Linked DNA regions of Mus musculus: region 1 is linked to region 2. Evidence: chromatin loops called from intact Hi-C (ENCODE). Cell type or tissue: heart. All regions are shown on one strand. Each heading gives the region's core, and the rest is flanking DNA. Links, peaks and the distances in the headings are about the cores only.

Evidence for each region. A loop is a pair of places that touch in the nucleus more often than their neighbours do. Peaks named below come from ENCODE experiments on the same cell type or tissue, not always from the same donor. Only the 100,000 strongest peaks of a DNase experiment are listed, where the experiment ranks them.
Region 1: a loop joins it to region 2, with 9 times the contacts of the local background. A loop is called at or near these places in 3 of 42 quality-filtered maps.

What each region holds. Positions count from the first base shown.
Region 1 is chr9:85,321,039-85,336,272 of GRCm38, forward strand. Tent5a (terminal nucleotidyltransferase 5A) reads right to left here and starts at 6,112. Exons shown (of 3, transcript NM_001160379.1): 1 at 6,005-6,112; 2 at 5,221-5,767; 3 at 1-4,195. The coding sequence starts at 5,730. The coding sequence ends at 3,419. In heart, for the core only: no CTCF peak of the experiment used is centred there; DNase peaks (open chromatin) are centred at 5,653, 6,393, 7,503, 10,673 and 1 weaker place; H3K4me3 peaks cover 4,241 bases; H3K27ac peaks cover 3,562 bases.
Region 2 is chr9:85,132,570-85,147,803 of GRCm38, forward strand. No RefSeq gene overlaps it. Among named protein-coding and RNA genes, the nearest start is that of Tent5a, 190 kb to the right of the region's middle. In heart, for the core only: no CTCF peak of the experiment used is centred there; a DNase peak (open chromatin) is centred at 7,532.

The sequences.
Region 1 (15,234 bases), core at 3,075-11,074, 190 kb after region 2:
CACAATATTTATTTAACAAGCATTGCATTAAAACAAGGATATGCACAGTAAAGCAACCAACGACAGCAAACAGAAGGGGTGGCAAAAACAGTATGTTCACTTTTCATTTCACTTCCTGATTGGATTGAGTATTCTGCCCATCCTTGTGCTTTTTTGGACCCAGGTCAAAACAGCCTAACTATACCAAAGAGCGCAAGCGCTCCGTTCAACTTTGGAAAGTCCATCCCCCTGTAAGAGTTCTTGAGGCAGTTGAATTTACTGCAGATGAAGTAAACTTTGTAAAAGGACACAGTCACAGGCTAAGTGTTCTCTGACATGCCAGACTGGACACGTGAGAAGAACCTTCAGAAGGCAAGACTTCTCCCTGTTTCAAAGTAACAGTACACTAGGCCAGACAAACACAAGAGCAAACAAACCGTGGGCACTGATTAGATGCAGAGAGAGCTGTCCTTTGCTCTGACATTCAGAATTTTAGGCCACACATCCACAAAGAGAGACACATATTCCCTTGCATGTTCAACTACATATGCACAGGACTATAGTATGCACAAAATAGAAATAAATTATATAAGGGTTAAAGTAAATGCCAAAAGTTGCCTTGAACACAGCCTGTTCTATCTGAATGTTGCGTGCTGGTTCTTTTGACTAAGTTCTTTTGACTTAGCTTGCAGCTAAGTAAGCAAGCAAGGAATAGAAAATACTTGAGAAAGTAAATGATAAACATTATTTTCTAATAAGGCCCCTTCAAACAAAAACCTGTGCTGTCAGTTAACAGCAGGCTGCTACTATGGCAGAGCCCAAGATCTCCAGACTTTTCAAAACAGTGGACAACTCATATTTGCAGAGTTAGCATGAGCAGAAACCAGGTCACCAGAAAAGCCTCTGTCCCCCGCCCCAGCAGTCCAGGGGAACTTGCAGGAGAGCTAAGTGGGCTGGACTGTGGTTTCTGATAGGTGAGTTCCAGACTTCAGCTGCAAGCTGAACAAGGTTTCCTGGGACTTTGTGTATGATTTTTCAAATGCAGGGCAGTGAAGGGGAAAACTGGACCACCATGGGAGTAAGATCAGTTCCTTATAAAAGAGAGTGGCAGTGTTGGGGGCTGTGGCAGCTTAGTGAGGATTCTCAGGGAAGCTGTCCAATCAGAGCCAATCTGGTTGCTGTTAAGGCTTCAGATACAGATGCACAGAAGGGTGGTCCAGACAGATGAACCTGGACTAATCTGTCCAGCAGAAGCTGAGAGATGCTGAGATAACATCATTCATTGCCAAGGTGAGAGAGTTACATTCACCCTAGCATCTCTGTCACTGACTGGCTCTGCAAAGGAATGACCATACCTAGCAGTCATTCACTAAGGTTCCAGGGGACTGTGTGATTGTTTCACAACAATAAGGGAAGGTTTTTAATGCATTTGTTTCATTTTTTTGAAATGTTATTTTTCAGAGATCAAGGTCTACAGAGCTGGGACAGGAGTTAAGTTTAGCTGTCGCTGAACATGAAAATATCAGTTCACGACACAAAGGTACACAAATGGTCTCCTGGGAGAGAAAACTAAAGCTGGGTTTGAGCGAATACAACGTGATTTAATTTAAGGTGCAGTACTACATATTTCTATGCAGTGTGACAACCAGATCAAACATATTTCATATCGGATAAATTTATAAAATGTATATATATGTATATATAATATAGATATCCTATATATAAACTTTATGTAATTGTGCAAATACTCTTTAAAAATGGTCATTTCACATTTATTAAATTCTAGTGGTCCAAAATGTAGAATGCACTCATTTGTATTTTCATTTAAATATTAGGAAGTAGTGTTCAGGTTCCAGAATTTTTTTTCCGCAGTTTATGGATTTAGTTATCCTATCTCTGGTCCATGATCCACAAGTTCTAAGCCTTGAAGGTATGTGATTCCATTTATTTAAGGGGGAGGGGTTCAGACTCTCAAAATGTCAAGTAAGTCAATTAAAAAGTATGCTACCAAATATTCTTCCATTTGTGAAGTTCTCTGGCTCACTGAAAATAAGAAAAAACTCACTATAAATGTGTAATCTCTGCTTTTCCTACAAATATATTACTCATTTACCTCCACTTGTCTTATTTTTTTATGGGTTTTAAGTCATCATTGCAGTTTGCCCATGTCTTCTAAGATCCTACCAAAAACATAAAAAGCACTATATTTAAATTTTTCCTATTTGATACATTATTTTAGATCATAGACAAAGTAGTGTGTGTATATATACATACATACATATCACATATATGTGTGTGTGTATACACACAAACAATATATACGTACCTATGATAACATCACACCAAACAATATCAACTTTATATAGGTATTTGCCAAAAAAAAAAAAAAAAATAGGGCATTTCCTCCACCATTCACAAGCTTATATGTTGTTTTATTTTTTTTTCTTGAGTCCCTGATAAAATAAAATAATTATTAAACCATAAAATAACCTTTTCCACTTCAAATCTTCTGAAAGCAACAGGCACTTTGATGTGTATTGGTGTGTAACAAATATAGTAACTCTTTATATATCCTATTCTATCTCTTCTGCTTGGGAATTTTTATCTGTTAAATCTTTGGTCCTTGAGCATGTTTTCTTGGCTACAGCTGTTTTTTGCTTGCGTCTTCACATTTAAAATAATAATAATAATTAAAAAAAACGCAAGCTACGCACGAAGCTGGAATTAACGGGTCGTGTCATCCTTAAGTTCTGCTGTTTGTTACGAGGACAGCATCGACTGACTGTTGGTCGGTTTGGACTGTTGGTTTGGATTGAGCTGTTTCTCTGAGGAAAACAGGATCATTCCAAAGAGAGCACTTGCTTCAAAACAGACGGTAATACCTTCTAGTATAGTAGCCCTGCTTTCCCCTGTTACTTTCTGACCTCCTCGTGTGATAGGCAAGGCTTTCCTCCTCTGTGGTTTCCCATTTGTGAATGCCATCTGAAAAGTTTGTCCACCATTCTCTTCCCTATGGCAGAGCTATGGGAGTAGCTACTGCAAACCCATATTGTCAAAATCAAGCCTTTTTTTTTTTCCTTTTTTAAAATTCTCTTGTTATTTTGGGAGAATCTGGCTGCTTTTTACCAACAGGCCTCGTTTGTTTCAAGATACCATCCAATTGGGTAGAGACCATAGGTGAGGTGGGTGGCTAGGGAGGGTGACAGTTGAGATCCTGCTCCTGTACTGATGGAAAGATCCAAAAGCATTGCCAACTTTAAAATCAGGAGCAAGTCCTCCGTGCACTAAACACATCCCTAATTAGGACTGGGTCACTTCCCTTTTTGGTGTTGTGTCATAATTTTTCTTCCTTTCTTTTTTTTTCTTTCTCTCTTTCTTTCTTTTTTTCCCCCCTGTCTTACTTGAAATGGCTTCCCCATGGGACATTTTTTAAACATTCTTAGTTGCAGGGTAACCAAGTAGAGTATGTCTGCTGCTGGCATGTGAACACGGGCTGAACTTGTGCAATGTAGTAATTGCTAAAGTTAGCATCTGCAACATAGGGGGCCGGCTGGTAATAGCAAGTGACATTAGCCACATTAGGAATGACATTTTGGTCAGCTAGCACCCGGATTGCCAGCATGGTGATAAGGTTTAAAGTCTGCCTCCTTTCATGTCCCATCAGGCACACCGTACTCTCGTTTACCACTCCATGAAGGGTCATGAGATAGTCATACTTGCGGTCTTCCAAGCCCACGAAGTGGTTCTGCAAGTAGGACTCCAGCTTTCTCTGCTGCTCTCCGATGTCTGAGAAGTCAATAAAAAACCGGGAACACATGTACCTCTGGAGGGTCTTGATCTCCTCGGAGGCAGGCCTGAAGCCCCGCACTAAGAGATTGCAGTACTTAAGCAGGCCTCCCCCTCTTATTTCCTCTGGGTTCCTGGTGGCAATGATCTTGTTGCAAAGGTGATCAAAGGCTTCGTGGAAATCACCATAGACACTCTCACCGATGATGGTGGGGTGAAATGTCTCAGTCATCGGGTTCTCTGAACACTCGTAAAAGAGGAGAAGAGAGTCTAATTTGATTTGAAAAGAATCTACACTGAATTCAAACTGCCTCCGCAGGGAATCCACAAACTTCAGCTCCACATTTTTGCCACTGTTGTTTGACAGGGATATAAGGCTCCACCGGTCAGAATCATTGCACACTTTAACCATTTTCTGCACATAAGCCTCCTACGATGTAAAAGAAACAAGGAAATGAACAAAGCTGGTAAAGGAACAATAAATGTGTCTCAGCTGCTTTGCTGAGAATTATTTTGCTCCTTCCTGTTTGTTTTGTTAAGTTTCAGCAAAACACTACCTACGAGCTTAAACGGTCTTCGGAAAACAGGGGAAAAAATACATTTAACGAGTAGTTTTGCCGTCTGGGAAAGAGACTAGAAGTAATAGTTTGAGGCTTTTGGCAGACACAGCAGCATACTAAGACGTTCTATTGTCATGTCTGAGTTCAAATGTTATTTTTTGAAGATGGTCTAATGGGCACAATATTCACCCAGTATCCACAGAGAGACAGACAGTGTCGTGAGTTGGCCTCTCTCAGCCTGGTCTCCAACCACCCCGTTCTCCTCCCCCTTAGGCAATCAATCTTATCAGTCGAGTGTGTCCCTCCAGCGACACTCTACAGTTACAGCCAAAGAGGAACTAAATTGCCTTCAGACAACTTTAATTAATTATACAAAACGCCACCTAAACCGAAGGGGAGGGGCACACTATTACACCCTCGACTCTGTGAATTAACAGGGAAAAGCATCAAATATCTTAAACGCCGAAGTCAGTGGAGTATGGATCGATTCACATTTTCCAATATAATAAAAACCATTGACTCAGTTCTGCTTCAGGCTGCTATTTTTCCCAAAGTCTAGATTACAAGATGACTCAAAAAAATTATTTACATCATTCCATCCTTCCACCAATCACGTTATACTCTGGACAAGAGTCCAGCAAGGAAAGTCAAGAGTTAAACCATAGAGAGAAGGAAGAGAAGGAAACGCAGAGGAGGAAGCACAGAGTTGTGGCGCTGGATCTCCCAGGAAACTAAAACACTCCACACCACTCACGCGCATTAGTGCGCTCGTGAAAAAAAAATAATAAAAAAATAAATAAACGAACTCACTATGGCCATACTGACGGCAGTCAAGGCAAGCTGGGCTTGCTTTCTCCCCACCCCTGCTCTGCCCAAGCCCATCAGGTGGCTTTACCTTGAGAGTGAGCGGTGTGATCTTCTCCTTGTTCACCCCTTCGGGCAAGAAGTCTAACAGGCAATCCAGAACGACGTCCTTCACAGTCTGAAACTCCTCTTCCCCACGCAGGTCAGCGCAGAAGATGAGGTCCAGGTCCTTGTAGCCTAGGCCACTGTCCTGGTGCAGGACGTGACTGGCGGCTGAGCCGTTGAGGCGCACGTCGCGGACACCTATGCCCTTCTCTTCCAGGCGCCTCCTCACCACCTTCACAATCAGGCTTGGCTGCAGCTCGAGCGTGGGGAAGTTGCCGCGCCCGTGGATCGGGATGGTCTCGCTCAGAATGCCGTCCAACCGCTGCACTTGCTCCCAGTTCAGCACATTGCAGTGCGCCGTGGGGCTTTCGCAATAGTCCGAGCAGCGGTCGCCGAAGCTGCTGCCGCCGCCGCCGAAGTCACCACCCAGGGGGATGTAAGGGCCGCCGGTCAGCTCGTCCTCTGCCATGGCAAAGTACCCTTCGCCCTCGGCCATGTAGTGCCCTCCGAAAGCCACTTGGCCTTGGTCAGTCCTAAGAGGAAAGAGTGGATTTAGGGGAGCGGCAGAGAGGTGTGCGGGTGAGGGGACAGGGGTCCCGCCGAGGGGCCTGGGCTTCCCCTCCCCGATCGTGACGCCCATAGTAGCCCTCCTCCCCCAACCCTCACCGACCCCAATGCCCAGCCGCGCGCCGCGCCCCGCAGAGCAGCCCCGCACCAAAAGTATCTCTGATGCATCTGGAAAGCACAAGCGAGAGTCCCGTCTGTGTCACCTGGAGGCGGCCGCCCCTTCTAGGAGCGCAGGCGAGCGAGGAACCGCGAGGCGGACACACTTCGCAGGAGCTGCGAGTGCGCTCCCGGCAGCGGCCCGCGACTTCTCCGCGCCGACCCCCGCCGCGCCCTGAGCGTTCCCGCCCCTTGCCCGCGCCCCGCCCGCGCCCCCGCTGCGGTGGTCTCGGAGGTGGCGGCTCTCGACGCCGCCGATGCCACCGCGCACACTCGCGTCTCTGGAGCTTTAGCAGTTGTGCGGGGGGAAATGTCTTCAGTACTTTTTTTATACCGGGCTTCTCCGCGCTTCCGGGGCCCCAGCGCGCAGCGCTCGCCACACCCTCTCATTTGCATAGAGCACCGCCCCCAGCGCTGGGTGGACAGTCGCCGGAGCTCAGAGCTGCTGGAGCTAGGCCAGGGTGCGCAGCCCCTGGCTATGAGCACAGACAGATGCCTGTGGCTCCTACGTGTAGATTTATCCATTTCTGCACGTCCACACACGCGCGCGCGCACACACACACCCCTAAAGAGGAGACACTTTGCCTCAAATGTGATAGATGGCCATCAAAACCGGATCAGGGTTAAAAATCACGCAACTATAGAAACTTCCCAAGCCTAGCCTTCTGGCCGGGTGGAGCGCGTCATTGCCGCGTAACTGGGTCTCCTGGAGGTTCCCTCAACAGTGTCCGTTTGTGGCTAGACCGCCGATTCCACTCTGGACCCTGGGCCAAGTGTGGTCTCCAGAGGCAACTGGTCACGCACGTCAGTCTCTGTGAGGGAGGGGGAGGGTTTGCTGAGAACTGAGTTTCGATTCTCGAAACCTCGAGAAGTGCTGGTGGGGGGGTGGGGGTGGGGTGGGGAGTCCGGTACCAGCCAGCCAGCCTGAGTGCGCGTCCAGCTGCTGCCCGCGAGCTGGGCAGGCGCGCGTCTCCTATCACACAGCTCCGCGGGCTCGCGGCCAACCCGCGGGGTCTCGGAGCGCAACCCCAGCAGTGCACGAAAAGCGGCCGCCAGGGTGGCGGTCCTTCGGCTCAGACTTGGGAGAAGCGCGTTCCTCGCAGCCTCTAAGGTTCTCAGTTCTTAAGCGGATAAAACGTCAATGATCAAAGTAGGCTCTGGCTTCTTACCGGCCATTAAGGGCAAATTTAAAAGACGAGAAGTTTCTCCCCCTCCAGCTTCAGTCGCCAGTGGAGTGCTTAAGGGTTGGAAAAGGTTATCTCTGCGCTCTGGCACCGCACTGTTTGCTAGAAAGCTCCCTGCTTTCGCTTGTCCACTTCCTCCGCCGCCCCGCTGCTGCCTCCGTTCAAAGTAATGCTTTGCAGTCCTTGATCCAGGTAGAGGCTGTGAGCCGAACGAGGCAGTCAGGGTAGAGAGGAGAGGCCCTGAGATGAACAGCCATTACCCCCATGACCCTAGACAACTTCAGAGAATCAGCCTCTGAATTTAGGGAGCCCTGGTCTAGAAGCCCAACCTGAGTTGAGGGATGGGATGCAGGGGTGTCGCCCACGCAAATCTAGCTGCGTGACAACGCCGCCCCCTGCTGGTGCCCCGTGGAGCTGTGAGTCCACAAAATGGAGAAACTAGAAGCCAGGCTTTCTTAGCATAGGCCGAACCTAGGCCAAATTGGATTGAGCGATGAAAAGGAGACTTGGATCCCAACCTTGTTCTCAAATCCCACTGCTTCCTTTCAGGACATGTCCAACCATGAATGCTACCTAGCAACACATTTTGTATATATGAAATTGTCTGTGTATATGTGCTCGCGTGCCTCTGTGTGTACGACAATCTCACATGAGCTTGCATGTGACAGTCTAGCTATATAGCTCAGACTGACCTAAAAATCAACCTCTTCTGGAGTGATGTGATTACATCTGTGAGCCACCACCTCCACCCTGAGCTCTTCTACACACCTTACAGCCTTCAGGCCAAGAAAGGGGCCATAGGGGGTTGGAAATAAAGGGATTAAGAGGTAATGATCGTGATGGGCTCAGGCCTTGAACACTCGTTTGACTGTGAATGCTCTCGCCCTAAGAGATGTCAGTGGCTTAGTTCTTCCGTCTTGGGGGGGGGGGGACACTGAGGCAAGCACCTGCAGCAAGGGGGACAAGTAAGAGAGGAGAATACTCTTCTTTCTTCCTTTTTTTTTTTTTGGTTTTTGAGACAGGCTTTCTCTGTATATCCCTGGCTGTCCTGGAACTCACTTTGTAGACCAGGATGACCTCGAACTCAGAAATCTGCCTGCCTCTGTCTCCCAAGTGCTGGGATTAAAGGCGTGCGCCACCACCTCCCGGCGAGAATACTCTCAATAAAGCTCAAAGATAGAGTGTTTACGTAGCTCTCTCTGAATTTAACGAGAAAGAGAGAGAGAGACAGAGAGAGAATAAAAAATATTTTCTTGATAAAGTACCAGGAATGATTTTCTTCAAAGGCTGATAATTTTGAGTCTTCTTAAAATAACGTCAAAGTGGCTGGTCATATATTAAATACATTGCCTTTATATAAAAAAAAAAGCAATAGTTCAGCCCCACTCTCATTACTTTGTACAGCGTTTTAAGCTTCCATCAAAAAGCCTGAGGAAAATGAAGCTGGAAAATAGAGTAGCCTGTGAGCAGACTAGCTCCTTACTCACACGTGCGATGTGTCCTAGGAGGCTGAAGACTCAACTGCTTTAGAAAGTTGCCAGGGCGGGGATCCTGACAAGAGGGCCCAGCCAGAGCTTCTACCTTTCCACTTCTTGGGCAGTTGCATCCTATTCTCTAAGTGGGGAGACACCACTCCCCCCCTCAAGAATGGGCTCCCTTCTTTGCACAGCTGCTCCCAAGATCTCTCCCAAGAACAGGAGTCTTGGCTGAGACAGGCCTACTGTGCCATACCACGTGCTAGGGAAAAGAAGAGTCCCAGCCACTGGCCATGGTGGGGAACACACCATTTCCTCTAGCTGGCAGTTCTTTGTGGATAACACTTCCTTAATAACAGAGCATTCCACACTGCCAGGCTTAACTAGACCCTCCTGCCTGCCTCCCAGACTGGGACATCTGGGGCAACTCACTCTTGGCTGTGCCAAGGAAGGCAATTGAATTATTGGATTAATATATGCCTGCTGCATAGAAAAGCTACGGGTTACACACTGCTGAATGGAAGCATATGTTCTTCATTGCTCCTCTTCTGTCGTCAAAACGAGGTAATATTTATATTCTGGAAAACTGCAGCCGTCCTTACACGAAACTGCAAAGTTTGCAGTTGTGAGCACCCACTTGCTTTCTGTGGACGGCCAATGGAAGTACTAAATAAGAAACTCTGTGTTTCCCAGAACATTCACAGCCAAGACACTTCATAGCATGGCTATTCTGGGATTAGATTCACATGGACTTGATGTTTGGAGAAAGGATAGGAGGCTTTAGCTTCTGGGCTTATTTGGTAATTTAGTCTTTCCCCTTGAAAATGAAAGAGAAGAAAGACCAATGGCAATAGGATAAGGCTAAAGCCACCACAAGGAGCTGGAGAGACAGTTCAGTATTTAAAGGCACCTACTGCTCTTGTAGAGGACACCCCCCACACTCCCAGCTTGGTTAACAATACCCATGTCAGGCAGCTCACAATAACCTTAACTCCAGCTCCAAAGGAACCAAGCGTTTCCACATGCCCCGTAATATACACTCACGTATGCTGCACACACACACACACACACACACACACACACACACACACACACAGATGGGGGGTGGCATGGGAAGAGAGATTCAAGTGATTGAAAAAATTCTGGAAATACTAAAGCCACCACAAAACTGAAATCATGTATTTAGACTACTTCTTGGGAAAGCAAAATATCTTTATCTGAATTTTTTAAATGGAAAGCCTAGTAGAGATCTTTGAGGAAAACATATCATTTATAACTAGTTGTTCTTGATTTGCAACTTATAGTAACAATCAATCCAGATTTAGCGCACAGTAAGAGAAAGTCCAATTTTGGCCTTAATATTAAATATGCTAGTGTGCACCACACAGTATGCTCAATTTTTTTGTTGTTTTTTGTTGTTGTTGTTGTTGTTGTTGTTGTTGTTTTGTTGTTGTTGTTGTTGTTGTTGTTGTTGTTGTTGTTGTTTTTCGAGACAGGGTTTCTCTGTATAGCCCTGACTGTCCTGGAACTCACTTTGTAGACCAGGCTGGCCTCGAACTCAGAAATCTGCCTGCCTCTGCCTCCCGAGTGCTGGGATTAAAGGTGTGTGCCACCATGCCCAGCTATGCTCAATATTTTAAATATGTTATTTCTTGAACTAGGTTCTCCCCAAACCACAGCTTTGCATTTTATATCCCTATTACCCAGATTGGGAAGTAAGGCATTGGAAGGTCAAGTGTCTTAGAGAGGTGGCAGAGCCTTGGCACACCCATCCATCTGTCTGGGAGTCTCTTGCATCCTATGGGTTGGCATTCTCCCTGCCTTCTGATAATCTTTTTAAGCTTGGAATTAACCTGGAGTTGTACTTTCTCTATTTCTTTCCAAGTAGTAGATGTTCATTCTGACATAGCATTGGGAGCACACATGTTTAATCTTGAATCCACTGCTAAGAGCCAAACTGACTGAACTGATGGGGGTGACTCCCCCCCCCCCAAGCCCGGACAATGACCTCTGCAGTCATGGAGAACTAGCAAGCCAGCAGCTTCAATGGGGAAGTTTGCAGAAAACTCTCACAAAAGGAAACACAGTGGGAGGTTTGGAGATGGCCCAAGAACACTAGTAGCTAACGGAGTCAGTTCTCTCTTCTTGTTCTCTCTGATTCATATCTTCCCAAAGATGGCTTCTGAAGATAAGAAGTAAACAAACAGGAAACAGTTCCCCAAGCTCATAGCCAGAAGGAGAGGAGAAAGAAGAGTCCAGAGAACCAGTTACATCTTTAACTTCTATCTTCACAGCCCTCTGTCCAGCCTTCCTCCCATAACTATGTTGTTCTCTTTCCACACCAGCTTCTTCTCTTCATGACCCTCCAACTTTTGCTGCATCTATCCTTTGACCATTTCCACCAACCATGGCAAGCCTGTGGAAGCACACTGCAGTGTTGGCAGAAGAATACTAGGATCTGGGATGTGAGCTCTGACCATCCGCCTCATTCAGAGGACAAATCTCAGTAATTGGTGACAACCAGTTAGGTGACAGCTTCCTTTCCAATCATGGACACAGGTGTCATCTCACAGATTTCCTGAGACCTCTTTGCTCCCCAGTGAGCAGTGGCTCCATAGCAACTTATCACATCATTCTATGTAGAAGTTAAAATGTCCAGAGGAACTGTTTCTAAGAAAACTTACAGGTGCTTGTAAAAAACAAAAGATTTTTATTGTTTTCTTCAAGGAAATACATGTTTCAAAGACTAGCAACATCCCAGGATATAACATTTCTAAGCTATTTCAAAAATAATGTTACAAGTTATTGCTTAATATGTTATTAGTAACTTTATTAGTTGTTTTCTGTAGTTGTAATAAAAGTATCATGACAAAAAAATTATAGAAGGGCGGATTTATTTTGGCTTGTGGTTCTAGAGGGTTATGAGACCATCATGATGATGAAAAGGTATGGCAACCAGCAGAAATGGTGGCCGGTGCAGGAAGCAAGTGACCATACCCTCGAATTGTGAGCACAAACCAGAAAGAGCAAACTGGATATAGGTGAGGCATTTTACAGTGAATTCCTCCAGCAAAGCTGGAGCACGTAAGTCTCCATGGAGGTCCAAGTATACAAACGTTGAAGACTCCGGGGAACATCTCTTGTTCAAACCATCATGGTGACCAATAGCTGTCATTAAAATGATAACAAGTATCATTTAAAAACGTGTGACCCTTATCCCTCTAAAGTACATCATTGTGTCTTCAAGAACTACTCTGCTGCTTCTAATGAGTACAAGTGAGGATAGACTGGGTGATTTCTGCCTTGTTTGTACGACTAGTCATAGAAGAATTAAGGTTGCACAATCTCCCATAGCAGCCTCGTTGTAGAGTTCTATATTTGTGTAGATTTAAAGCCAGGAATGCTCGTTTACTTTTAGAAGGACTCTCTAGCTACTCACGTGGTCCTCTGACTTGGCTACATCTTCACTATTGGGTTGCTGAGTCTCTTATTATAAGTGCACTAAGGGGTTATTATCAAGTGTATTCCTTTGATCCATCTGACCACAGAAAAATAACTCACAGTTATTCACAGTTGTCGATCAATGAATTTACAAAATTCCACAGAGACAGATAGCAGTTTGGTTGCCACGGCTTATGGCATCACATTAAATTCAATACCGACTTCCCCGTTGTAGAATTCTTCATCAATGCTATCAGCCTGAGTTTTCTGGTACTGCCAAGGATGATGATAATGCCAACTTTCCTTCCTGTGTGGACATCTTGGTGAAACGTGACTGTTTCAATCGGTGTTGTAAGTACCATGCACCAGACGATTGTCCTTTCTCCAGACAAGAAAGGTGTTCAGATTCTACATTCATATGATGAAATATAAATTTGAAATGTCTGCGTGTCGTCTTCCCAGATGCCAGGCGTGGATAAATGTCCTGTGACTTTGTGCTGCAGTACTTTCTCTCTGAATGCTTGTACTGAAAGATATTGGGCTTCTCTGAGATAAAGATGATGCTTGCTTAATGGGACACATGAAACACTGTGGAGGAGAGAACGAGGAACTACCACTTGATCGAACATTCTGCCTTTTTAAGAGGAACACATGCCCAAATATTTGCGATCCTTGCCTAGTAGAACATGAGGTTATCTTCTATAGGTATGCTCGTTTCATCTTGACGTGTATCAGCCAATTCTTGGGTAGAACCTGAACTGATATATTTGATGCCCACTGGAACTTGCTTCCTTTACATAAGCTTACAGTGTTTAAAAGATATGTTTACAAATGCTAAACAGGTATTGCATTTATCTATTTTCCATTGACAAAACAACATAGCTAAGTCTTGGTAAAGAAAAGAATTTGGTTAACTCACAGTTTGAAATGCTAAAATGGATAAATTCTGGGATCTGGGGCCTCTTATTTGACTCCCAGAGAGGCTGTCTTGCTGTGTCACAACAAGGTTTATTGCATCATGGAGACAGGTATGCTTACAGGGGAGACCTTGAAGACCTCAAGCTAGGGTGACCGATTCAAGAGCCCAAGGCCTTATCATCTTCCATTATACCTTCCTACGGAAGGATTTTCATCCCAACTCCACCACACTGGAGTTTGACCTTTGTCACTTGTACTTTGAAGGGACAGACTCAGATCATATCCAAACACGAACATCTACCACCTACTACCAGTTGTATACACTTAATCCTGAGAGCGTATGACTAATGGGTGAATCTGTGTATGCTGCAGAAGACATCATTTCTCCCATACCTAAGTCACATGTTATGTCAAGCAGACATGTGATATGAGAGAAAAATTAACATGGACTATGGTTATCAGTTTTTAAAAAAATCAGAGGTTCTGAAAATTTGAGTACAAAACATATGTAAACAAGTTTTGAACTGACCTAGGTATAGAACATAAATTAAAAATACATATTCGGCAAGTCAAACTTTAAGAGAAAATTCACCACCTTGGCAAACCTAAGGTCCTTAGGTAGGAGTAGAAAAACTAGCTGTAGATTCACTGTGTGTAGTAACCCAAAACACCAACATTTATTTTTACTAATATGATCCAAGGAAATTCTATTTTTTCTTATATAGACAACATTTAATTGGGCCTGGCTTACAGGTTCAGAGATTAAGTCCACTATAATCCAGGCAAGACCATGGCAGCATCCAGGCTGGTATGGTGCAGGCAGAGCTGAGAGTTCAACATCTTCATCTGAATGCTGCTAGTGGAAGACTGACTTCCAGGCAGCTAGGGTGAGGGTCTGAAGCCCACACCCATAGTGACACACCAACTCCAACAAGGCCACACCTCCTAATAGTGCCACTCCCTGGGCCATATATAAACCATCACATTCCACTCCCTGGCCCCCATAGCCTTGTCCAAACATTTGAGTCTCTGGGGGGCCATACCTGAACATAGCATAATGCAAAATACATTTAGTCCAACTTCCAAAGTTCCTTAGTCTATAGCAGTCTCAACAATGTTAAAAGTCCAAAGTTCAAAGATTTTTCTGAGATTTTTTTCTAATCACTTAACTGTATTCCCCAAAACAAGACAGGAAACCACCTGGGCAAATTCCAAATTCTGCATCTCCATGTCTGATGTCAAAGTGGTCTTCAGATCTCCAACTCCTTTTCATCTTTGTTGACTGCAACATACTTCTTTCTCCTGGGCTGGTTCCACTCCCTGTTAGCAGCTTTCCTCAACAGATAGTTCCTGGCTCTGACATCTCAAACATCTTGGGATCTCCAAGGCATCCTCAATGTTACAGCTTCTTGTTTCAATGTCTGGGATCCACACATGCTCTTCTGGGCTCCTCCAAAGAGCTTCTGCAGTTCTGCCTTCTATAGCACTCTAAGCTCAGGTTGATCCACTCCACTGCTGCTGCCGTTCTTAATGGTCATCCCATGGTACTGGCATCTAACTTGATCTATTGACCAAAGAAAAGGACTCGGAGTCCAGAGAAGTACGCATTAGTTGAGACATAGTGAAAGGAGTGTGGATCTGTATACCATGAAGGCATCTTATCAGGAGATCAGCTCCTAACATGTCTATCAGGAACCCTAGGGATCAGGAAGGAATCAAGATTAACACTTCCAAGGAAGCTGACTAAAATTTCCATCAGTAAGATATCTCTGCAATGTGGGAGAATCACACTTCCTGAGTTTGGAAACATGTGCCCTGTGAAGGAATTGAGTAATTCATTAGCATGATAAACTCGTATGTTCAATTTTTCTTAGTATAAAGGCTTATTAGAACACAAAAAGAGTTAAAAAAAATAAGGCAACTGGGAGCTTTTGGTTTAGGGGTATAGAGTTTTTGCTTGGTAACTTTCCCCAGATTTCCACTAAGATTACAGAAAACTGTTTACAGGATCCCTGGCAGAATGAGGCAATCAAATCCAACTGCATCTGCTGCCTGGGGATTCTTTGTGGGCAAGATCTCACTACCTTCATACTGACCATGAAAACGGTGAGACACTGTGTTAGAAATGCTTCCTTGGAAGACGTGTCTTGCCTAGCCTCTTCTATTCTTGGCATGCCCGGAGCGCGGCTTGTGTTCTTCTGTGGATTACAAGGCCTCTTGAGAAGGTCAAAGTACTCAAAGGCTAGAGTGGAGTCTCAG
Region 2 (15,234 bases), core at 4,495-12,494:
AATTATCTAAAGAATAAAATAATGAAGGTGGTAATTCCTTTAATTATGGGGTTGGTTAATGTCAACTCCTTAAATGACGGTATTATCTAAGAGAGTCCCAGATCAGCCAAGTTAGCCACCAAGATATAAGCCGAATTAGGAGGAGAAATTGGTTTATGCTCCTATTTATTTCATTATGTGTTTCCTATGTGTCTCACTGCACTCATCATTCTGAGTGAGATTTAAAGTGACTGAGGAATGTCCCATCCATCTGTTTCACTGTACCAAAGGCCCCCCTGAAAGGACTGTATACTGTAAAAAATCTGGGTTTTGAAAAGGCAGTGGTGTGGAGACAACAGAAACATTGAGAATTTCCAGTCATCCAGGCAGAGAGGACTGGGTGAAGCCCAGCACAGTAACTTCTGAGGGCAGGGAACTATTTCGCATTGCATTATAGTGGTGGATAGACATCAGTATCAGGAAGCAAAGTGCTGGTAAATACAATAACTGCTAATATAGAGCACAGACATTAATAAAATCATGCATATATTAATATTAGTTCCTAAATTCTAACAAATTGGCCTCACCTTTGCAAAGTTTTAATAAGAAAGAAGATTTTGGGTCAAGTAGAAATAATATGTAAAATTTTTCAGTGTTTTTAGTTTTTTTTTTTTTTCAGTATGCCTACGTTGGCTGCAACAAGGTTTCTTAACTTCAAACAAAACAAACTTGATGTTTTTCACAAGACCCATGCTGTCTGTACATCATAAATTGTTTGACACTGGGATTCTGATTTCCATGAATCACATGAAGTATGTGTGGAAGTACGTTTACTTTACTTTCTGTTCTTGACTGGTACATACCGGTTTATTAAGGTCAGTAATGCTCTATCTGCAAAACCTTATTGACAGAGTTCCAGGGGACACCATGGAATATCCAACCACAGCCCTCTGAACGCACGCTGCTTGCATGAATACCTGAAAGTACTTAACACGCAAATTAGCCCAATTCAGAAGCATAAAAAAGGAGGGCTGTGCCCCTAGTTTAGGCGTTAACAACATATCTTTCTCAAGAATAAACCTCTTTCATTACTTTGGGCTCATAGGCATATTTAAGCAGTCTGTGACATCTTACATTTAATATTTTCTTCTTTGTGAAACTGTTTATCTAAAGAATATGGCCTCCAAAATAAAATGGAGCAAATGGGATTGTTACTTGCCTCAAAACCGTTGTGTGTGAAGCTAAAAGTTCTTGTGGCATTCCTTAGTTTCATCTCCTTAAGGAAACTAAAGGAACTCTGAAGAACCGAAGGAAGAGTCCAATGCTGTGTGTATGTTTATCTGTGTGTATGTATCTTTATGTGTGTGTGTTCATGTGTGTCTGTGTGTTTCTCTGTGTCTGTGTATCTCTCTGTGTGTGTCTGTGTGTTTGTGTCTGTATATCCAAGTGTGTGTGTGTGTCTGTGTATGTATGTATGTCTGAGTGTGTGTGTTTGTCAGTGTCTGCATATTCTTCAAATTACATGCTGTCTCAAGAATAAATCTCTTTCATTACTTTGGGCTCAAAGGCATATTTAAGCAGTCTGTGACATCTTACATTTAATATTTTCTTCTTTGTGAAACTGTTTATCTAAAGAATATGGCCTCCAAAATAAAATGGACCAAATGGGATTGTTACTTGCCTCAAAACCGTATGCTGCTGTAGGCAAAACCTACTTTCCTTTTGGGAAGTAACAGTGGAGCAAAATGTATGTAGACAAGGTCCCAAATCTAATTCTATCAGAGTTTTAATTTTTTTAGTATTCCCCTGCATATAATCATATTCCACCATGGGTTTATGAGATTTGGTGTTTTATCTGAGTAATAGCTACATGCATATTATACATTTATCTTATTTTTATTGTAAATACATGATTACCTAATCAAATCTGTTAATATTGTGGTCTAGGGATTTATTAACTTTTATTAAACATATTTTTTCATTTCTGTATATTGATTATTAAAAGTTAAAATAGGATTTCCTTTATTTCAAATTTCTGGAAACTAGAAAAATCCATTTTCTTCTCTAATTACTACCATCTACCAAACTACATCAAATTCTATTTACATTATTTTAAAGTTTTGTATTTCATCTCAGACTTAAAGCTTCTAAAGTACACTGAATACTTGGGAGCCAAGGTACTTTAGCCAAATTTAAACATAAAAGTTTGAAGAAGTTAATCTCAAGCATTTGGACTACAAACATATCTTATAGATTATTAACAATGAGTTTGGAAGAGAAAGGGAGGGAAAGAGAGAGACAGACAGAGAGAGAGACAGATAGACAGACAGAGACAGACATTGAGACAGATAAGGAAAAAGAGAAGAGGGAGAGAGACGGAAGGACAAAGGGGGGAGAGAGATAGGGAAAAATAAGAAAGAAACAAAATATAGTGCAGAGGTAATGTACTTATTATTCAGAATAATGGCTGTACAGTTTAATCTCTGAGAGTAGTTTTCAGACATGCCACCCAGCATTATCAGCAGTAAAGAGTGGAGTAAGATTTAGGCCTAAATCAACTCTGTATTATTTGCTCACTATTCTAGCATTCTCAGAATTAACCCACCCATGGTAAAGACCAAAGTACAGGTGTATCTGAATAACACACCTATTTTTTTTTTCAAACCCAATCTCCATTAAGACCAGAGCTTCTTAGATTTCTTTCAGTTGAGATAAATCTTTTTAATTTTGCCACACTATAGGGTCTCTTTTCATTGATAAAATATCTGGATTGGTCTTTACCATTGAAAGACACCTTTATTCTTCCCACCATTGTTCTGGGCCTGGCATGGACATTCTGGGGAAGGGGAAGTGATTCTAGTTTTCAGGGCGGACTTTCTCAGGTTCTCTGCTAATATATCTAGATGTGAGCCTACATCATTAAAGGAATGTCTACATAGGACATCTCAAAAGACCTGGAGGTCACAGTGGGTTAAACATTTGGCCATAGGCAGAAACCTCAAAACGCAGCTCCAATTCTAATGGCTTAGTCCTGGCAGAGGTGGAAACCCTAAACATCAAACACAGGGATGAGAGATGAAGGTGTTAAAGGCTTAAGCAAAACTTATCACACATGTGATTTGGAAAACAACAGTTTTCAACCAACAAACAGTGTGTTAAATTTTCTTTGTAATTACTGTAATGACCATCCCTCTGGCCTTCTAGAAAGATAAAATGTAACAACACATCTACTGGTGGGAAGCAAAATCAAGGAGAAATTAAGTAAGGTTAAGATTATGTTTAGCAAGTTCCTGAAACTTTACATGTAAGGCCGTTTTATTGAGTAGAGACCCGAGAACAAGGAAGGGAATTGCTAACAAGGCACATGGTAGATTCCAAAATTATCAAACAACAATAAATAGACTTGGTCTTTGCTTGAAACCATTGAATTATGCCTAATACTTTTTAGAATATATCCAACAAGATTACTAAAACTGCCACAAATTCTTGGTTGTGTGTTAACATATGATCCACCAATTTCAGAACTCTTGTGTAATATACATATACATGTGTGTGTGTGTATATGTATGTATTTATACACACACACAATCACACACACACATACATATATATGTATATATAATTTTTTCTTCTGCCTGAGCTGTTCCCTCCTACTAAACCAACCTATACCTTCCTACATAAATCCTTTCCCTGATGAAATATCCCACCAGTACATGAATTAACTTAAGCACCATATCTTCTCATAACCTCTGTAAATCTCCTGACTGAGTCTGGACTGTGCTTATGTCTAGCAGCCCCAGTAAGCTACACTTGGCCAATATACCAGTTATAGAAATGAGTGATGGTAAAAACTAGAGAAGGAAATGTATCTTTCCAATACCTTGATTGGAGGAAGAGAGAGTGGTCTTGTGGCCCCAACTTCATCTTTGGGGTCCTAATATGAACTTTATGTTTAAATAGAAGAATTGGGGCAAAGAAAGCAGTATTGAAAGATCTATGCACAACTGATCTTTTATCCTTAAATAGAAGAATTGGGGCAAAGAAAGCAGTATTGAAAGATCTATGCACAACTGATCTATGGTCCTGCTCATCATTGCATCAGCTCTGGTTCTCCAAGGTACTTACATAAACTGTTACCACATTCCTCATTGTTGTTGCTCAAGGGAATCAGTGTAGTTCCCACACAAATTACTCCTCTCTATCATCTTAGAAACATTCAAGGTTTATCACTCTTAGAATTCAAAGAGACTTTGTATTTATTAAAATAGCCTATCTGTTTGCCTCCATCCTTGAAGGTGAATATGATAGGTTGTATAAACTCATTCCTTCCTGGTTATCATTTTTATACAAAGCCAAGAGTCTAGCAGAAGTTTGAGGCAAATAAAGGAGACAGATAAAGAATGAAGGCAGCTGTATTGGGCAGTTTGCCCAACAGTTACCACATGGACTCATGTCAGCCATCAATGTTTTTTGATGAAAGTTACAATCTGTGAGTTTCTATCCTATAGGGTGTTGTTTGAGTTTGCTCAGGTGCCGCCTGTGTGCTAATAGATTGGAAGTTTTTTATAAAGACAAATAAGCACAATTACCCTTTGTTACAGTGTTAATCCTCAACCCAGTGATTAAAGCCTCAAAGATACTTGGTACACTTTTAACTCAGAGGTTGGGGGAGTGAAGAATGGAAGAATCACCAGGTAAACCTGAGATTGGTTGGAGAAGCTCTCTTGAACTATTGACCGCCTTATCCTAAGGATAAACATCGTGTTAGGGGCACAACGCCATCTATTTTAGAGCAGCCACATTTGCATTTATACTGCTTGAAGAAAGCACATGCATACATGCAGTTCGGCTGGTTTGTGGGGAGTTAACTGTAACTCTATACCCCATCCCCAAAGCACTCGCAGTACTTGAGACCTGGTGGCTTTGATATATGCAAACTCTCCTCCCAACACTCAGAGGACAGAAAGCAGGGGATGTCTAGTGTTTTTTTCTTTCACAAAGTTTTAAAATCACTTTTACTAATCATTCTCAATTTTCACCTATTCTTTCTCATGTGTTTATCCTAAAAGACTTGTCTTTCTCTAAAGCCCATGTTATCCAAATATCATATTGAAGGAAAACTATTACATTGTTCCACAGTAGTTTGTCTTCAGGTTCCATGCTTACACATACATATACATATACATATACATATACATATACATATACATATACATATACATATACATATACATATACATATACATATACATATACATATACATATACATATACATATACATATACATATACATATACATATATAATCTTTGTGAAAAAAGGCTTCTTAATTTTATCTTCTTCTGCTCACATGGACTGCTGAATGGGAAGGTCTGCCAATTCCTCCCTTTACAAAGCACATGTAGACCTGAGCACAGGGAAGAGAATACTTTACTTAAGAGCGTCCCCTAAAATGTGGCCTCTGAGGCTTAAAAGGCAATGGACTGCTAGTCTGTGCTTTCCTCGGAGCAGCTGACGTTGAAGCCCCCACTTTTAGAAAGTAAATCCCCATGTCAGGATCTGTCTGACTAAATAATCAGAAGCCAGCCTCGCGGTACTCATTACTTTTTTCCAGTATGTATGTGGGGATTATCACAGGCAAGGAAATAAAACAGTGACTCCTGGGAGCTTCTGTTCCACTAGAAGACTGACAATAAAAGCAGACAAAAGAGTATGGAGGTATAAACCATAGTCTATACTTCATATGAAAAAATGCAGTGTCAAGAAAATCCATCATGTGAGGGACGGATTCCAATTTCTAAGGTTACTCTGAGAGCCCGCTAGAGAATGGACTGGAGAGAGTGATGTGTTTTGAAAAGAAAAATTGTTTAACAATGTAGCTTCTGGAGCCGAAAGTTATTTATTCCTGTCTGTCTTAGTTGAGTCTTCTGATAAGACCCATCAGATATGAGTCATCAGATAACATGCCAGGAATCCACCCCACAGCACCTATATCTTATAAACACACATTCCAAAACATCATCTTCCAGATAACACTACTGCCCACTGCAGTGTCCATATATATAATAGATTTTTTGAGGATGAGAAAAATTCCTTTCTTACACTACAGATGCTCAGCTACAGACACAGTCTGGTACTGTAAAATGGGTTTATGCATTCTTAGTGTTGTTTCTGGAATAGCTCTGTCTGATCATAGACACTCCCTATCAGCAAAAACAAGGCCTTTGATGTTCTGCATAGCTATAGCTATGCTTAGTAGTGTGTTAAAGTATGCACCATGCAATATATATATAATATACATATATATTATATATATTACATAATACATATATACAGAAAAGCAAAGACTCAAATATGGAAGAGACTCTGAAAGTATGAGGCCAATCAACTTGGCCATTTGAACATAGATGAAAAGCAGTTCTGCTAAGACACAAAGATCACTTCAAGGCCTTCATGCTTCTAATCCCAGTCCCTGGAGACTGAGAGTTCATCTTTTGGCAGCACAAATGAACTGGAAAAAAAAAAACTCTAAAGAGCTGACCCACATGTCTCATTAATTAATTACAGTTGTGTCAGCTTTCTCTGGTCTTGTCACCTCCTTTTTAAATTCTCAGCAGGCTCTTGCAATAAAGAAAAGTGATACTTTTTTTTTTTTTTTACCTAATACTGAGGGATTTCATGCCATTTTTCTTACTTTATAGATAAGAATTAAGCCTGAGAGATCAAGTGTCCTCTAAGTCCCACAGGTAGTTAAGAAATGCAGCAGAGACTTGGCTGGATATTTACCTGGCCCCAAAGCCAGGGATCTTTAGCTGTAATTTCCTGTCTCTCTAAAAGAGATTTAAAACAAGGTATGAAGACGCAGGGAAAATTGGCTGATGTTATCACTATAAATTTCTAAATACAAAGAGATCATCAAAGAAATAATGGCTGTATGAAGCCAAAGTGGAGGAAAATAATTCCTCTGTTGTGATATGCTTTTGTAGAGTCAAAAGCATTCACATTGCAGTATCTTGTATTTCTCCAGTACCTTTGAGGTGAATGCAGCATCAGGCACTTTTAGCATCCCTGGGCCTTTTCCCGGAATTTATCTATGCAAAGAAGGAAGTATGGAATGTGAACTCAGGGCTATCGCAGATGAAGTGAATACCCAGGACAAAGAGGGGGCTCAGAACAAGGGAAAATTCAAACAATAGAGATTGGACACCTGCCAGATTAACACCAGAGGACCTTGCTTTTCATATTACAGAAAAGGATATGGGCAAACACTTAAAATAATCCCCCGATCAATCATTCTTAGTTCTCATGTTGACACAGAAGGCAAGAGTGGGTGCAGAAATAGAATCCAGAAATAGAGACTGGGAAGGATCCAAAAACAGAATCCTTGGTATAAAGAAAACTGTTTGAAGTCACTCACGGATGCCATGGGGAAAACAAAAACTGAGTTTTGTTTCACAAGAGCATGGCATTGAGAACATTCCTCTTTCCTTGCCAGTCTTCTCTTCCACACATGTACACTCGAGGAAGTGTCAGGACACGGTGTGCCCCACCCCCAGAAAGGCTGCCTATCTTTATCCAGTGCTGTTATCAGAAACAGAAATTACGTAAAACTTTACTAATAATAGCCAGTGTTAAGTGAACACTTCCAATGAGAAATCCTAAGAGCCAGCTCATGATTCTTCCTGTTCTCTTCCTCCTCTGTGGTGACCATGGAAGGATGCTATAACCTCTCATATCCAGGGGTATCCCTCTAAAGACCACATTGTTTTGCTGTCTATATACACATTCATCTGTTGGACAACCCACTAATGTTTAGGTCAGTTTATTACATAAACTGGTCATATTCCAGCTCAGGTGCTCTCAAAGTAAGATATTGATTGGCAGCATCAACAATACACAGTACCTGAGATCTCACTGTAGATCTCGTGAATAAAAACCCTAGATACAGGGCCTAGGCATTTTTTCTTAACATTTCTAACCAAAATGTCAATGTCTAAGGATACTGACTTACATTTACTAATATAACATTTTTACAAGGAAAAGCACATTATTCCCACTTACATTTGAGGAAATTATAATCCAAAACGATACTCTAAATAAAACAGAAACCCCAGAGATAAAGCCGAGGTATAGTCATCTGGAGTCATTCTACTGGCATGACTTGTATGGAAGGAGCATCCTGACTATGCTTCTGCCACCTTGGCTCATTAGGAGCATCAAACTAGAACCCACTACCTATCTTTATTATAGAACGCTTCCAGTCTCTCTGCATGCCATTACTACTTTCAAATATTTACATTTGCTTCCTACCAAGAGAAACACAATCTAGAAGATAATGTTATCTACAATATGATGATTAGGACAGATCTCCAGCTATACTCTTTAAGAAATAAATTGTTATGGCTAATAGTATGAGCAAGTTTATAAGAAATAACAAATAACTTTTATTCTTACAAGGTGGTAAGAATAAAAGACAGTTGAAAGTACAGCCCTTGACAAGGTGTTTACAACACAATCTTATAACTCAGGGGAGACAAAAAGCAAAGGTCAGGAGAAGGAGACTGATTATTAAATACCATCCTCTAAGGAGGACAGGAACACAGCACCTATGCATTCTAGCACTGGTCACAGAGGGGACACCTTTCTAGTAGTCAGCTATAGAAGGGCAAGCAACTCACAGGGCCATGCCACTTACTGTTAATCTATAGACAACAAATGGATTCTGGGGCAAGTAGAGACATGGTATCTTGTTATATACTCACTGGTTAGCCCTCCAGGCACTTATGATTTATTCCACACTCAGATACACATAGATAGCCTTGGATAAACTCTGTGGGACAGTAAACAAAGCCAAAACAATTTAAAAAGACGAAGTAAAGATGTTTATAAGAAAGAGGGGTGGCTGATAATGGTGGGAAAGTAAGGAAGATGGGAGAAGCTTGGGATTGGGGAGTTTCCATAGCATAATGGATTGGGTATGGGTGGCAGTGTGAAATGACATTTACTGTTATAAAAGAAACATAAAAATTATCAGCAAGTTTGTGTTTGTCTATAAATTCCCAATGGAATTATAAAGATTTCTTTTAAAATTAACTGTTGCTCTTATAATTTTACTTGCCTTGCCTGTTTAAGTGACATGAAAGTCAACTTTCCTTGGACATACTGTTCCAGGATCATTTCTGGCCAGAAGAAACCTGTAGCCCTGATAAGAATAAAAACCAGTTCGAGCAAACAAAAACTGAAAAAGCCAGAGGGATGAGAATGAGACTAGAGAGATCGGAAGCTGCATTCCATAGGACCTTACTGTGTAGGGTACAAAAATTTAACTTTTACTCTGATGAAACTATTACAACCTTCCAATAAAACGTAGGCTGTGATGGTAATGCCGTGCATAAAGTAAAGGTCATTCCTTCACAATATAGTCTTCAGTCTTTATTTTTATTATTTTTAAGTACGTGTATTGTCATCTCTGTCCAGGTATGTGCTCATGCAAGCAGTTGCCTGAAGAAGTCAAAGGCACTGGACACCTTGGAGCTGGAATTACAGAAGGTTGTGAGCTACCCAATGTGGGTACTGAACTCAAGTCCTCCCTCTGCAATGGCAGAATATTTCCTTAGCTGCTGCAACATCTTTCTAGCTCCAGATCTTTAATTTTAAAATATAAGAAGGCACCAAACCATGTGGCTTGTGCCATCGAGTACACTGTGACACTACTGAATACTGGTGAGAATACTGAAGGCAGACTAGGCATGACCAAATGAAAACTAACCAACTGTGCTAACACCAGACAATTTTAAGTTCAGGAATGACTGCTCAGAGGAAATTTCTCAGAGCAGAGGTGGAAAATGAGAGTTTTGTCTCAAGTAAGATACTAGACATCAGTACATCTAAGACACAAACCTGAGGATGGCAAGATGGCTCAGCAGTTACTGACTCCTGGGACACATAGAGTTGAAGAAGAGAAGCTATTTCCCCCATGAGTTCCTTAATCTTCACACATGTGTTGTGGAATGTGCCCCTCTCCAATCACATGGGCACACAATAAATACATAAAGTGAAAATGTACTAAATCTATGTCACCTTTATAAATCCTAAGGTTCTGAATTCAAGTAAACGGTGGAGAATCGCCTACCCTCATTGCAGGCTTCTCTCTCATTAGGACTGTGCCCATTCGTGGCTCATCCTCAGGCATACTTTGTCCTGTAGCTATGTAACCTGGATCTGTGAGCCCCTTCTCAACAAAACTTTCTTTACTGTTGTGTGGTATGTTCAGATTTAGGTTTATTATAACAAATGCATAGAAGATGAAGGGAAGATAGGAAGGAAGGTAGAAAGGAAAGGAAGAAAGAAGGAAGGAAGGAAGGAAGGAAGGAAGGAAGGAAGGAAGGGGAGAGGAAAGGGATGATGAAGGGAGGGGAGGAAAGGATAAGGGGAAGAGGCATGTATATACTCATCTTTCTGTGAAGATTATCACGCTTCTGTTTTATGTCATCACATTTTCTCCACAGACCAAATGATGTAACTGAAATCAATACATCCAAGACATGACTCACCTTCTTGCACTATTGAAAAATAGTTGACTCAAATCTCAAGAATCACCTTTTCCCTTTTTTATTTCTGGAAACATAAAACTGGATATTTTAGTAATTGGGTAACTATATCTTTGCTTAGTTTAATGGCAAATTTGAGCTAATGTTCAAAATTAGCAGATTGACTCACAGTGATCATTCTCTGGCCAGGCTTGTTAAGTTTCTACTCTTCGAACACACAAAGTCTACCTCATGGGGATTCTCCTCACCTGCCAAAGGCACAGTGCCATAATCTGTTAGGTGTCTTAGTCGCAAAAAGGAGCGATTTGTCAATTGAAGCTGACTGACAGATTAAACCATGTCTAATTCTAGGGCACTGATTATAAAGTGAATACTTGAACTTGGCTCAGAACTATCAAGCAAGTTGAAAACTCCAATTGGTTAATCCTGCTGGAATCTCAGCCTCTCAAGTCCAAAGTCACGGAAGTATGTTTTGGCTTTCATATGCAGACATTTTTCCATCGCCACAGTCTTTTCATTTAGAGTAATTTCCTTGAGAAATGTTTTAGGTCTTAGAGACTTAGTAAGTACTATCTAAAACTAGTGCGTCTGTGATATTATCCATAGGAACTCTATTTTAGCTGGAGAAAAAAAATAGCAGCTTATAGTTTCAGCTATTAAACCCATAGCAATATGCTTCCATTTTAATATGTCCTCAAATTTTTTTTCTGAATGTTAATTATGTTTGTTTAGTGATATCATAGATAGCATATTACCACACTCCTCTTTGAACCTAACAAACACTAAAGTAGAAACATTTGTCTGCAGATACCAAACAGATTCCCTTTAAAACTAACACATTAAGTTTTAGGAGGAATTTATTTTGCTAGTTACAGAAAATGTTGTGTTACAGTAAAAATCAAAACTGCATGAATTGACCTGTGTGAAAATTTATGAAGAGAGTAAAAACGGAAAATAATTGTATCTGAGGATTTGACTGTGTGCCCAGTGTCATCTCACAATATTTTATGACATAAGTATGTCTTAGAATTCTATATTCCCAACTTACAGGTCAGAAAGTCCAGGAAAACAAATAGGGTTCTACTACCAATGATCATCAATGACAAAGCAAAACTGTGAAACAAGGTAGTCAGAGTGAGGCAACCATAGGCTTTAATTCCAACACCACCCTGACTTCAGATAAAGAGGAATAAATTAAGAAAGCAAAGAAAGACAGAGTGTTCCATACTGAATGATCTAAGCTACATAATCACCAAAGGAGAATGGAATTAGGGATGTAACATCAGACTCTAAGATATAGGACAGTACACAGTTTTAATAGAAATTTAGTGCACAAAACCCCATGTTTTCTAAAATTAAATTAAACAGATTTAGAATAATCTGTGGTATGTGGCATATGTTCTACTAGTTGGGCTGCCTTGTCTGACCTCAGTGAAAGAGGAAGTGCCTAGCCACACAAAAATTTGAAGAGCTAGGGTAGGAAGAATACCCAAGGGGGCCTCTACCCACTCAGAGAAGAAGAGGGGAGGATGGGGAAAGGATTGTGGGAGGGGTGACCAGGAGCATGGCAGCGAACAGTGGGATATAGAGTGAATACGTAAAATAAATAAATAAACAAATAAATACAAATTTTAAAAAGAATAATCTGTGACATTTTTCTTCAAAATGTTATTTTGTCATAATTTTAATCAGCACATCTCCAAAGATAGCCAAATTAATGTTGCCCTGGAAATGACTTATAGAAAAAGTGACTAAAACCTCTGGATAGACAAGAACAGTCCTGGAATTACCAAGGCCTCACCTTCCCCTGTGCCAGTCTCAGTCTAAGCTTGTTGAATGATAAATACCATTATCACCTAACATACACACATAATTTCTCTCTCTCTCTCTCTCTCTCTCTCTCTCTCTCTCTCTCTCTCTCTCTCTCTCTCTCTCTCTCTCTCTCTCTTTCTTTCTTTCTTTCTTTCTTTCTTTCTTTCTTTTTCCTTCCTTCCTTCCTTCCTTCCTTCCTTCCTTCCTTCCTTCCTTCTTTCCTTCCTTCCTTCCTTCCTCTCTCTCTCTCTCTCTTTCTTTCTTTGTTTTTATTTTTAAATTGGATATTTAATTACATTTCAAGTGTTGTCCCTTTTCCTGGTTTCCCCTCCAAAAACCCCTATCACCTTTTTCCTCCCACTGCTCACCAACACACTCACACCTGCTTCTTGACCCTGGAATTCCCCTACACTGGGGCATAGAGTCTTCACAGGACCAAGGGCTTCTCCTCCCATTGATGACTGAAAAGGCCATCCTCTGCTACATATGCAGCTGGAGCCATGAGAACCACCATGTGTTCTCTTTGGTTGGTGATTTAGTCCCTGAAGCTCTGGGGAGGTGCTGGTTAGTTCATATTATTGTTCCTCCTATTTCTCTAGCTCTTTCATTGGAGACCCTGTGCTCAGTCCAATGGTAGGCTGCGAGGATCCACCTCTGTATTTGTTAGGCACTGGTGGAGCTGCTCCAAAGACAGCTATAACAGGCTTCTGTCAGTAACCACTTGTTGGCATCCACAAAAGTATCTGGGTTTGGTGATTGTATATGGGATAGATTCCCAGATGGTCATGTCTTCAGTCTCTGCTTCACACTTTGTCTCTGTAACTGTTTCCATGAGAATTTTGTTGCCCCTTCTAAGAAGAATTGAAGTATCCACATTTTGGTTTGAGTTTCATGTGGTGTGTGAATTGTATCGTGGGTATTCCAAGCTTCTGAGCTAATATCCACTTATCAGTGAGTGCATACCATGTGTGTTCTTTTGTGATTGGGTTACTTCACTCATGATGATATTTTTTGATTTCGTCCATTTGCCTAAGAATTTCATAAATTCGTTGTTTTTAATATCTGAGTAGTACTCCATTGTGTAAATGTACTACATTTACTGTATCCGTTCATCTGTTGAGGGACATCTGGGTTCTTTCCAGTTCCTGGTTATTATAAATAAGGCTGTGATGAATATAGGGGAGCATGTGTCCTTAAAGCATGTTGGAGCATATTTTGGTTATATGCCAAGGAGTGGTATTAGTGGATCCTCAGGTAGTATTATGTCCAATTTTCTGAGGAATTGCCAAACTGATTTCCAGAGGGGTTTTACTAGCTTGCAATCCCACCAGCAATGAAGGAGTGTTCCTCTTTCTCCGCAACCTCATCAGCATCTGTTGTCACCTGAGTTTTGATCTTATCCATTCTGACTTGTGTAAGGTGGAATCTCAGGGTTGTTTTGATTTCCATTTCCGTAATGACTAAGGATGTTGAACATTTCTTTAGGTGCTTCTCAGCCATTTGGTATTCCTCAGTTGAGAATTATTTCTTTAGCTTTGCTCCCTACTTTTAATAGGATTATTTGGTTCCTTAGAGTCTAGCTATTTGAATTTTTTGTATATATTGGATATTAGATCTCTATCAGATGTAGGATTGGTAAAGATCTTTTCCCAGCCTGTTGGTTTTCTTTTTGTCCTATTGACAGTGTCCTTTGCCTTACAGAAGCATTGCAATTTTATGAGGTCCCATTTATCAACTCGTGATCTTAGAGTATAGGTTTTCTGTTCAGGAAAATTTCCCCTGTGCCCATGTGCTTGGGGCTCTTCCCCACTTTCTCTTCTATTATTTTTAGTTTATCTGGTTTTATGTGGAGGTCCTTGATCCACTTGGACTTGAGCTTTGTACAAAGAGATAAGAATGAATCTATTTACATTCTTCTACATGATAACCACCAGTTGAGCCAGCACCATTTATTGAAAATACTGTCATTTTTCCACTGGATGGTTTTTAGCTCTTTTGTCAAGAGTCAAGTGACCATAGGTGTGTGGGTTCATTTCTGGGTCTTCAATTCTATTCCATTGATCTACCCACCTGTCACTGTACTAGTACCATGCAGCTTTTGTCACAATTTCTCTGTAGTACAGCTTCAGGTCAGGGATGGTGATTCCACCAGAGGTTCTTTTACTGTTGAGAATAGTTTCCATATCCTTGATTTTTTGTGATTCCAGATGAATGTGCAAATTGCCCTTTCTAACTCAGTGCAGAATTTGAATCTGTAGAGTGCTTTCGGCAAGATGACCATTTTTACTATATTAATCCTGCCAATCCATGAGCATGGGAGATCGTTCCATTTTCTGAGACCTTCTTTGATTTCTTTCTTCAAAGACTTGAAGTTCTTATCATACAGATCTTTCATTTGCTTAGTTTTAGCGTCACACCAAGGTATTTTATACTATTTGTGACTATTGAGAAGGGTGTTGTTTCACTAATTTCTTTCTGAGCCTGTTTCTCCTTTGTGTAAAGGAAGGCCACTGATTTGTTTGAGTTAATTTTATATTCAGCTACTTTGCTGTTGTTGTTTATCAGGTATAGGAGTTCTCTGGTGGAATTTTTGGGGTCACTTAATTAAACTATCATATCATCAGCAAATAGTGGTAGTTTGACTTCTTCCTTTACAATTTGTATCCCCTTAATCTCCATTTGTTGTCTAATTGCTCTGGCTAGGACTTCAAGTACTATATTGAATAGGAAGTAAGAGAGTGGGCAGCCTTGTCTAGTCCCTGATTTTAGTGAGAATGCTTCAAGTGTCTCTCCATTTAGGTTGATGTTGTCTACTGGTTTGCTGTCTATTGCTTTCACTATGTTTATGTATGGGACTTGAATTCCTGATCTTTCCAATAATTTTATGATGAAG